Linked DNA regions of Mus musculus: region 2 is linked to region 1. A link is a loop called in an ENCODE intact Hi-C map of the cell type or tissue named here. Cell type or tissue: left cerebral cortex. All regions are shown on one strand. Each heading gives the region's core, and the rest is flanking DNA. Links, peaks and the distances in the headings are about the cores only.

Region 1 (4,324 bases), core at 879-3,378:
AGGCGTTTACCTGGTCCAGTGGCATAATGTGGAAAGTGGAGACTGATTTCTTCATAGAATCTGTTTAGTTGTATTTTGAAATTTCTCTATGTGAGATAATAAGTGTTTCAGTATATCAATAAATGATTCAAGAAAAGAAAGTGTTCAGGTTTTTAGTTTTGGAGAAGTTGGTAGAAATACAGCGTAGTAAGTAGAACATGTTATGGTGAGCATTAAACGGGATCATAATGCTTGTAGATAGAGACTTAGAACAACACTGCAATGCTGAGTCTGAAGAGAAATATATATATATTAAAATAGTATTCTCATATATACTTATATATGAGAATACTATTTTAAAGACTATTTTAATGTGTTTTTTAAACACAGTCATTAACTTTTAAAGTGGAAGTGTGACCCTTTATACGTAAGTAACAAATTCTGAATTGACTATTTCAGATGTATAGTCAGTGAAAAGGTTAGCATATGTAATGTTAGATTTGGTTTAAAATGACCATTAATGGTCTTAAAGATAATGAGAAAGCTTCGTGGGCCATGAGACTGAATAATTGAGTTGAACAAAGGCTAAATTAAAAATGGAAACTAATTAAAATCCTGTGTTAGGCTGTAATTAAAACCAAGTTGCCAGAAAGTGTTTGCTTTTGGAATTGAACATAAATAAATAAATAAAGAAAGAAAGAAAGTGGATTTGTTAGAAAAATTACTAAAGTTGGAGGATCTGGCTTATTTATTTATTTTTTTTTTTGTGACTCACCAAGGAGAAATAAAGGATGGTCCAGGTGTTTATTTCTATCAAGCATTTACTGTTTTACTGAATTCTTTGACTTTTTTTTTTTTAAATGAATTCACTGGATCTATAACAAAGAAAAGTTTTCCTTAATCCACTTAACAAATGAAGTCCTTTTTGAGACAAGTGAGTGAAGATAGTTATAGGGATCTATCCTGCAGTACATTTGCCACTTAAAAACAATTGTCTTTAAGGCTTGCAGGTTTTGGTACTAAAAAGCCTGAATTTTTTTATTTTAAATTAAAAATTTACAGTTGGAAATACAGAAAATTTATAATTAAAAAGAAGGCACATACCAGACAAGGGAGGCTAGGGTAGAAGACAGGAGATTTTGTTTTGTTTTGTTTTTAAATTTAATCATTCAATCATTTATTTATTTTATATTCCAGATTTTATTCCCCTCCCGGTCCACCCTCTGACCCCCCCCCCCCCCCCCCCCCATATCTCCATGAGGATGTCCCCACCAGACCTCTAAGCTTCCTGAGGCCTCCAGTCTCTTGAGGGTTAGGTGCATCTTCTTTGATTGAACCCAGACCTGGCAGTCCTCTGCTGTATATGTGTTGCGGGGCCTCATATCAGCTGGTGTATGCTGCCGGTTGGTGGTCCAGTGTCTGAGAGATCTTGGGTCCAGGTTAATTGAGACTGCTGGTCCTCCTACAGGGTCACCCTCCTCAGCTTCTTCCAGCTTTTTCCTAATTCAGCCACAGGGGTCAGCAGCTTCTGTCCATTGGTTGGGTGCAAATATCTGCATCTGACTCTTTCAGGTGCTTGTTGGGTCTTTCGGAGGACAGTCATGTTAGGTCCCTTTTTGTGAGTGCTCCATAGCCTCAGTAATAGTGTCAGGCCTTGGGACCTCCCCTTGAGCTGGATCCCATTTTGGGCTTGTCACTGGACCTTCTTTTCTTCAGGCTCCTCTCCATTTCCATCCCTGCAGTTCTTTCAGATAGGGACAATTATGGGTCAGAGTTTTGACTGTGGGATGGCAACCCCTCCCTCTCTTGATGCCCTGTCTTTCTGCCAGATGTGGACTCTATAAGGTCCCTCTCCCTACTGTCGGGCATTTCATCTAAGGCCCCTCCCTTTGAGTCCTGAGAGTCTCTCACCCCCTTCCAGGTCTCTGTTGCATTCTGGAGGGTCCCCCCACCCCCCAATCTCTTATCTCCCAAGGTTGCCTGTTTGAATTCTTTCTGCTGGTCCTCAGGGCTTCAGTCCTTTTTCCTCACCCAATACTATTCCCCCAACCCCCTCACATCCACTTTCCCTCCCAGGTCCCTCTCTCCCTACCCCCACCCCTTGTGCTTGAGGTTTTATATAACTGTTTCTTGTTCTAGAGTATAAAAAGTACTTGTAGTTCTCAAAATATTGTCTTAATTTAGATAGCAAAGTGATTCCACTAGGGGACAGCAGAACCAAGCTTTTGTATTTCACATGCCTTTGATATACATCTTAACAAGAAGTATGAAGCTGGAAATTGGTTAAAATTCCTAAATTGGGACGAGTTCGTGGTTTGCAGAAAATGCTCATATTTTAAGGAATCATTGAGAATTTTTTTTAGAATCTTTAACTTTTTGCAATCTGAAATAATAGAAAAAACAATTTCCATAAGAATTAAGCCTAATGTGAATTTATTAGGTATTATATTTATTAGGTAACAGTATTTGCAAGTGAAATTTCTTCTTAAAAATTCACTTAGCTGGAAATTTTAAACTTCTACTAGTCTGTTTCTCCCAAAGAGGAAACTGTTTCCTTATGTGGCCTTTGGCATATGTCTGTTGATAACTGTGCTTTGGAGGCTTAGTGAAAGGGCAGAGAGAATCCTTTGCTTTGTAACTTGCAGCATTGAAGAGCTGGGCTGCAGCAGCTGGTACAGAGGTTCTGATGCTTCTCAGCACCTCCTCTGCTCGTAGTCTCCTATGGTCCGCTCAGTCTAGCAGGCAGGAGGATCTTTTCTGACTCCTGTGAGGGCTTCTCAGTTCAGTCAGTGATAGGCCTATACACTTTCTCCATCCCCTACACCCATCTTGTTCCAGGCCAGATATATATGTGCCAGACATATTGTTACCTTAGTATCTTTTATGTTAGTTTCTGGTAAAATGTATTTCCCACAGTTATCTGTGTGGCTATTTCTGTCCTCCTCCTCAAGTATTTCCACTCCTTTGTGCCCTTCTCTTTTCTGTATCGTTTATCACATTTAGATATGTTAGAGCAATTAGTTGGTTTTCCTTTTATTCTTTGCTTTTATCATTACTAGACTGTTTTATAAAGGTTTTTTTTTTAAGGTTTTTTTATTTTTATTTTTATTTTTGTTGTTGTTGTTTTCTACATTGGTGTCTAGTGAGCCCAAGAGATTGTCCTGTTTCCCTTTCTTCCCAGCACTTGGGTTACAGGCATGCATTTTTTTAATTAGGTATTTTCTTCATTTACATTTCCAGTGCTATCCCAAAAGTCCCCCATACCCCCCCCCCCTCCCCTACCCACCCACTCCCACTTCTTGGCCCTGGCGTTCCCCTATACTGAGGCATATAAAGTTTGCACGACCAATGGGCCTCTCTTTCCAGTGATGGCCGACTAGGCCATCTTCTGATTCATATGCAGCTAGAGACACGAGCTCCGGGGGGTACTGGTTAGTTCATAATGTTGTTCCACCTATGGATTGCAGATCCCTTCAGCTCCTTGGGTACTTTCTCTAGCTCCTCCATTGGGGGCCCTGTGATCCATCCAATAGCTAACTGTGAGTATCCACTTCTGTGTTTGCTAGGCCCTGGCATAGTCTCACAAGAGACAGCTATATCAGAGTCCTTTCAGCAAAATCTTGCTAGTGTATGCAATGGTGTCAGTGTTTGGAGGCTGATTATGGGATGGATCCCTGGATATGGAAGTCTCTAGGTGGTCCGTCCTTTCGTCTCAGCTCCAAACTTTGTCTCTGTAACTCCTTCCATGGGTGTTTTGTTCCCAATTCTAAGAAGGGGCAAAGTGTCCACACTTTGGTCTTCGTTTTTCTTTAGTTTCATGAGTTTCACAAATTGTATCTTATATCTTGGGTATCCTAAGTTTCTGGGCTAATATCCACTTACCAGTGAGTATATATCATGTGAGTTCTTTTGTGATTGGGTTACCTCTCAGGATTATGCCCTCCAGGTCCATCCATTTGCCTAGGAATTTCATAAATTCATTCTTTTTAATAGCTGAGTAGTACTCCATTGTGTAAATGTACCACATTTTCTGTATCCATTCCTCTGTTGAGGGGCATCTGGGTTCTTTCCAGCTTCTGGCTATTATAAATAAGGCTGCTATGAACATAGTGGAGCATGTGTCCTTCTTACCAGTTGGAACATCTTCTGGATATATGCCCAGGAGAGGTATTGCGGGATCCTCCAGTAGTACTATGTCCAATTTTCTGAGGAACCGCCAGACTGATTTCCAGAGTGGTTGTACAAGCTTGCAATCCCACCAACAATGGAGGAGTGTTCCTTTTTCTCCACATCCTCGCCAGCATCTGCTGTCACCTGAATTTTTGATCTTAGCCATTCTAACTGG
Region 2 (4,324 bases), core at 1,198-3,697, 920 kb after region 1:
AATACACACTCACGTACACGAACACATACAGTCAAAAGACAAAGTAAAGGACTGATCGGCAAAGTGGGACTCTATATGCCTCTAGACTTGTGCTCAAATAAATCATTTGGAGAATTGACCTGCAGACTGAGGTGAGCATCTCAGAAAAGAACTTACTGGATCCAAAAGGTACCCATACGGTTAACTGCACCACAATCATATCTCTCAAGGACAAGAAGTAGAAGGGGGAAAGCTCTTATTCTATAATGTGCTCCTAAATGGACAGACTTCTAAGTGACCACATAATCCCCATCCCTGCATGGCAGGAAGAGGTGGGAATAAATATGCAGAAACTATTCTGTTTCATGGTTGCATGACTACCAAGCAGATGGGTACATAAGCACAAAACTGTTCTTTATAAACATTGAGAAACCCCATCAATCCAAACTGGATCCATCTGGCTCAGCCCAGCTCTATCCAAGAGAGATGGCAGATAGATCTGTGAGTCTAATTACTATAACATGAGAAAAATAGTTCCTTGTCACATGAGCTTCGGATATGAACTCTTAGAGATGAATTTCAGATGCTGAAGATCTCTGTGTAATATATATAAATGGCCTGTTTAATATTTCTAACATGGCTTGCTAGCAACTATTTCACATCTATCTATGGAATGGGCAATTATATGCATACCACATCCTGGGGTTTTTTAAATGAACTGAAATGGTTTTTGTAAGACTTGGTATATAATTTCTGTCACACCACAGATGTCCAATAATTATAAAAATAGACTTAATAGTTTTACTGGGATTGTTGCCTTATAGCTAGTTGCTCTTCCTGGGAAAGAAATTCTGCTTTTCCCTTTCTCTCTCTGTCTTCCTGGTGTCATCAATTCTGTGCTCTTCATAGCTCTTTATTTTGTTTCACTCAGTAAAACGTCATTGCTCACCATGGAGTGGACTGCCGAGTTTTAGCCTGAAGAAGAAAACTGATGCCAATGTCACACAGCATCTCTCTGAACGAGGTCACCTCTCATCCTGCACTTATCAGAAGTTGTTGTGGCCTCAAAAGTTGTTGGATAAATCATTTTTAATAATTATACACTGCTTATTTAAATAATCAAGACTGAAGTTACATCCAGCTATCTGCCCTCTACTTTAAGATAATTTAAAGATCAAAAGACTCGTTCTTTTCTCAGTCATACTTCCCTGAGCCCCTGGATTCCACAGAGAATTTCCTCCTGTGGAACTCAGGGGGAGTCTGTGTCAATGTCCCCCTGCTTTGGCCATTGCCTTTATATATGGCTCTCAAACCGTGGCAGATATGTTTTAAAGGCTGAGTGCAAACCTCACTCCAGCCTAGGAGCCTTCTTTCTCACTTCTGGAGTATGGGAGAGATAGAGGAAAACTTCTAACTTCTGTCTCACATGCTGCCTTCCAGATGCTTGCAAACATTTTTTCTGTCTTCCCTTATGCTCACCCACCAGTAACATATTCCAATTCCTCCCCTCACATATAAGACAATTCCTCACCATTTTATATCCCTATTGCTCCTCCCCTAAGTGGACATTTAGTTACAGTAGATATGTTTATGTACTATGAGAAGGGGAAAGGGAATAGGTGAGCAAGGCAGAGGAGAGGAGGGAAGATCAGAGATGAAGGGTTTTCAGAAAAGACACTGGTGGGTAATTATTGGTGCTGGGTTCTTCCTCACATGAAACACAGTGGGGCCATAAATCTAATAGCCTTCGCCATTCATTTCTTCTCTTCTGCTCTGGATTCCAAACCACACCCCCTGTGTTAATCAGCTTAAGTGGCTATAACAAAGCACCTTAAACTGGGTGGCTTTGAGGAGCTGGAAAGTCCCAGATCAAGGGACTGTTGGGTCCAGTGTCTCTTTCAGGTTTAACGATGGTCATATTCTGGTTGGATCCTAAGATGGAGGGAACAATCTACCTTCTCTCTTGTGTCTCTCTTTATGAGTGCATTAATGCCATCATGGGACTCCAAAATTAAGAGCTAATTCTCTCTCAATGGTTCCATTTCCAAATATCATCACATTGGGGTCTGTATGTTCAATCTGTGTTTGAGGTGGACACAATAAATTTTGACACTATCATCCTGTCCACTGCTCCTTCTCAAGGAGCCCTGTTCCAGCTTCGCTGAACTTGAAAACTGTGTTTTTAGGATTTGCCCAAGAACTCCTCCTTTGTGTGTCATCATACAGTGTGTCCTTGGCCAGTGGCATACGAGTTTTGGAGGTAGAAAGACTTCAAATCCTTACTTGATCACTTCCTGGTTTCAGAGACTTGGTGACTTTTTTATAAACATTTTTCATCTTTGGTTTTCTTCTCTGAACAAAAGAGCTAACACTGTGTCTTCTAATCCTACCGGCCATCCTCAAGTTGTGAGAATGATCCAGAATATCTCAAACACCCACACTGAGCCCAGTCTCTGGTCCTTTCTATTCAAAGGAGAAAGAAAGAAATGTCCACTTGCATTATCATAGGCCTGCAGTCCAACCACATTTACTCACCCACCAGAGACTTCAATCTTGAAGAGCCAGCTAGGGGAAAGTCTCTGGTGGCAATCAGCTTGCGGCTGATGGAGAAACATAGCATTTCAGGGCTGAGTGGCAGCAAAGTTGAATCCCCAAGTAACAGTGTCAGCTGTGATTATCACTCTACTGTTCACTGGACCAGTTCACGCTCTACTGTTAGCCATTGCTCCCGCAGACCGTATCTCCAGCCTGGACCTTCAGACAGACTCTGGGTAATATCTTTATAATAAAACGCTCTTCTGAAGAGTCCGTCTGTCTTGTGATCATGACCCCTGACTAATACAATAACATCAAGTGCTTAAGTGCAGCTCAGCATAGAGGTGTGATTGTGATCTTTATGGCTCACATACTCTGTCAGTGTCACTTACAGAATAAATTACTTCTGCTGTTAGTTTCTGTGACTTATTCTCTGGCAGTTAAAATTAATTTCTGGGCTCTTTCTGGTGTTCTAGTGATCTTTAAGGTCTGGTTTCAATAGCATTCTATCTCAGCTATTTTAATCTATATCCATGAACAAGAAGTCTCTCCCATTAGTCCTTGTTTTTCAAAATTGCCTTTATGTGGTCTCAATGTTCTTATATATGTTGGGATTCACTGAGATTGTCGTTGTAACGACAATCCAGCTAGCTCTAAATCAGTCTTAAAAATGGATGTCTTTACATTTCGATTCCCTGAACCCAACATCTTGACATATTCAAGTCACGCTTTATATCGCTTATTATCATCTTCTTCTGGCCACGTAGGTTCTAGTTCATTTCTTGGGAGCATGCACATAATCGCAGTAGGCAGAGGGCATTATTTCCAAAACAGGTTCCAGCTGTTCACTTCTGCTACCTAGATGTTTATTTTATACTAGAAATCTCCCTCGCTGATTTTTCCTTTCTATTTAATATTTATTGGACACATACCTCCTACCTGACATCATGAGTCCCTAACAACGATTATATTTCCCTCTGAGTGTGTATAAACCATGTTTTTTCAAAATGTGTTCCAGAATCTCCTGGTAACCTACATTGTGATTTCTTATTAAAGATTCTGGGCCAGCTCCTTTCTGAGTCTACCCCGTGAGAATTTTTTTCTCAGGCGGGTGCTGTGATTCTTTCATAACGTGATTCTCTGCTTTGCGCTCCTGGTTTGTCCCCCTAATGATTACTGGGGGAGTTCCTATTCATTACTTAAAGACCAGCTCAAATGTCACTTCCTGTCTGCATCTGGCCCTGACCACACACTTGGACAGAATTAATTTCTCTCATCGGTATTCCCATAGCAGTATCTACACACCTCTGCTATAACACAAGACACATCATATGATCTTTTGCCCCATGTTTCTGTCTCCCCCAAAGATGCTGTGAGAGATCAATATCCTCCTCATCTCTATATCCCCAGTAATCAATATGTTCCGTAGAATAAACAGTGGGATGATTAATCAGTAACAATTTTTATGATTTAAATAAAGCCAGTGATTTATTGTTTCTGGAAACAATCATATTTCCCATTTTATCTTGTTCTCTTTCCGTTCCCTCAAGGTATCTGGCAGTCTCTGTGATTTCTAAAATATTATCCTTTGTGATTCTGACCACATGTAGTCTTTTCCTTGGTCTAGAGAGCAATGTATTTCAAACGAGAACACACCTTGAGTTAGAGGCTAAACACATCCTAACCTCTTCCTCCTCCATCTTTGGTTTAGACATATTGCTTGTGGTATGGAATTATCTTTTTCTTAATGAGAAAAATCATTTCCCATGCTGAACTGGATATCCAAACCAGCAAATTCATTACTGCTTCA

The links. A loop is a pair of places that touch in the nucleus more often than their neighbours do. Peaks named below come from ENCODE experiments on the same cell type or tissue, not always from the same donor. Only the 100,000 strongest peaks of a DNase experiment are listed, where the experiment ranks them.
Region 2: a loop joins it to region 1, with 12 times the contacts of the local background. A loop is called at or near these places in 13 of 42 quality-filtered maps.

Annotation. Positions count from the first base shown.
Region 1 is chr9:53,216,252-53,220,575 of GRCm38, reverse strand. The region is part of intron 9 of Ddx10 (DEAD box helicase 10); the gene reads left to right. Among named protein-coding and RNA genes, the nearest start is that of Ddx10, 30 kb to the left of the region's middle. In left cerebral cortex, for the core only: a CTCF peak has its summit at 2,197 (motif pointing right); DNase peaks (open chromatin) are centred at 2,173 and 2,704; H3K27ac peaks cover 473 bases.
Region 2 is chr9:52,300,048-52,304,371 of GRCm38, reverse strand. No RefSeq gene overlaps it. Among named protein-coding and RNA genes, the nearest start is that of Gm25562, 11 kb to the right of the region's middle. In left cerebral cortex, for the core only: no CTCF peak of the experiment used is centred there; a DNase peak (open chromatin) is centred at 2,418.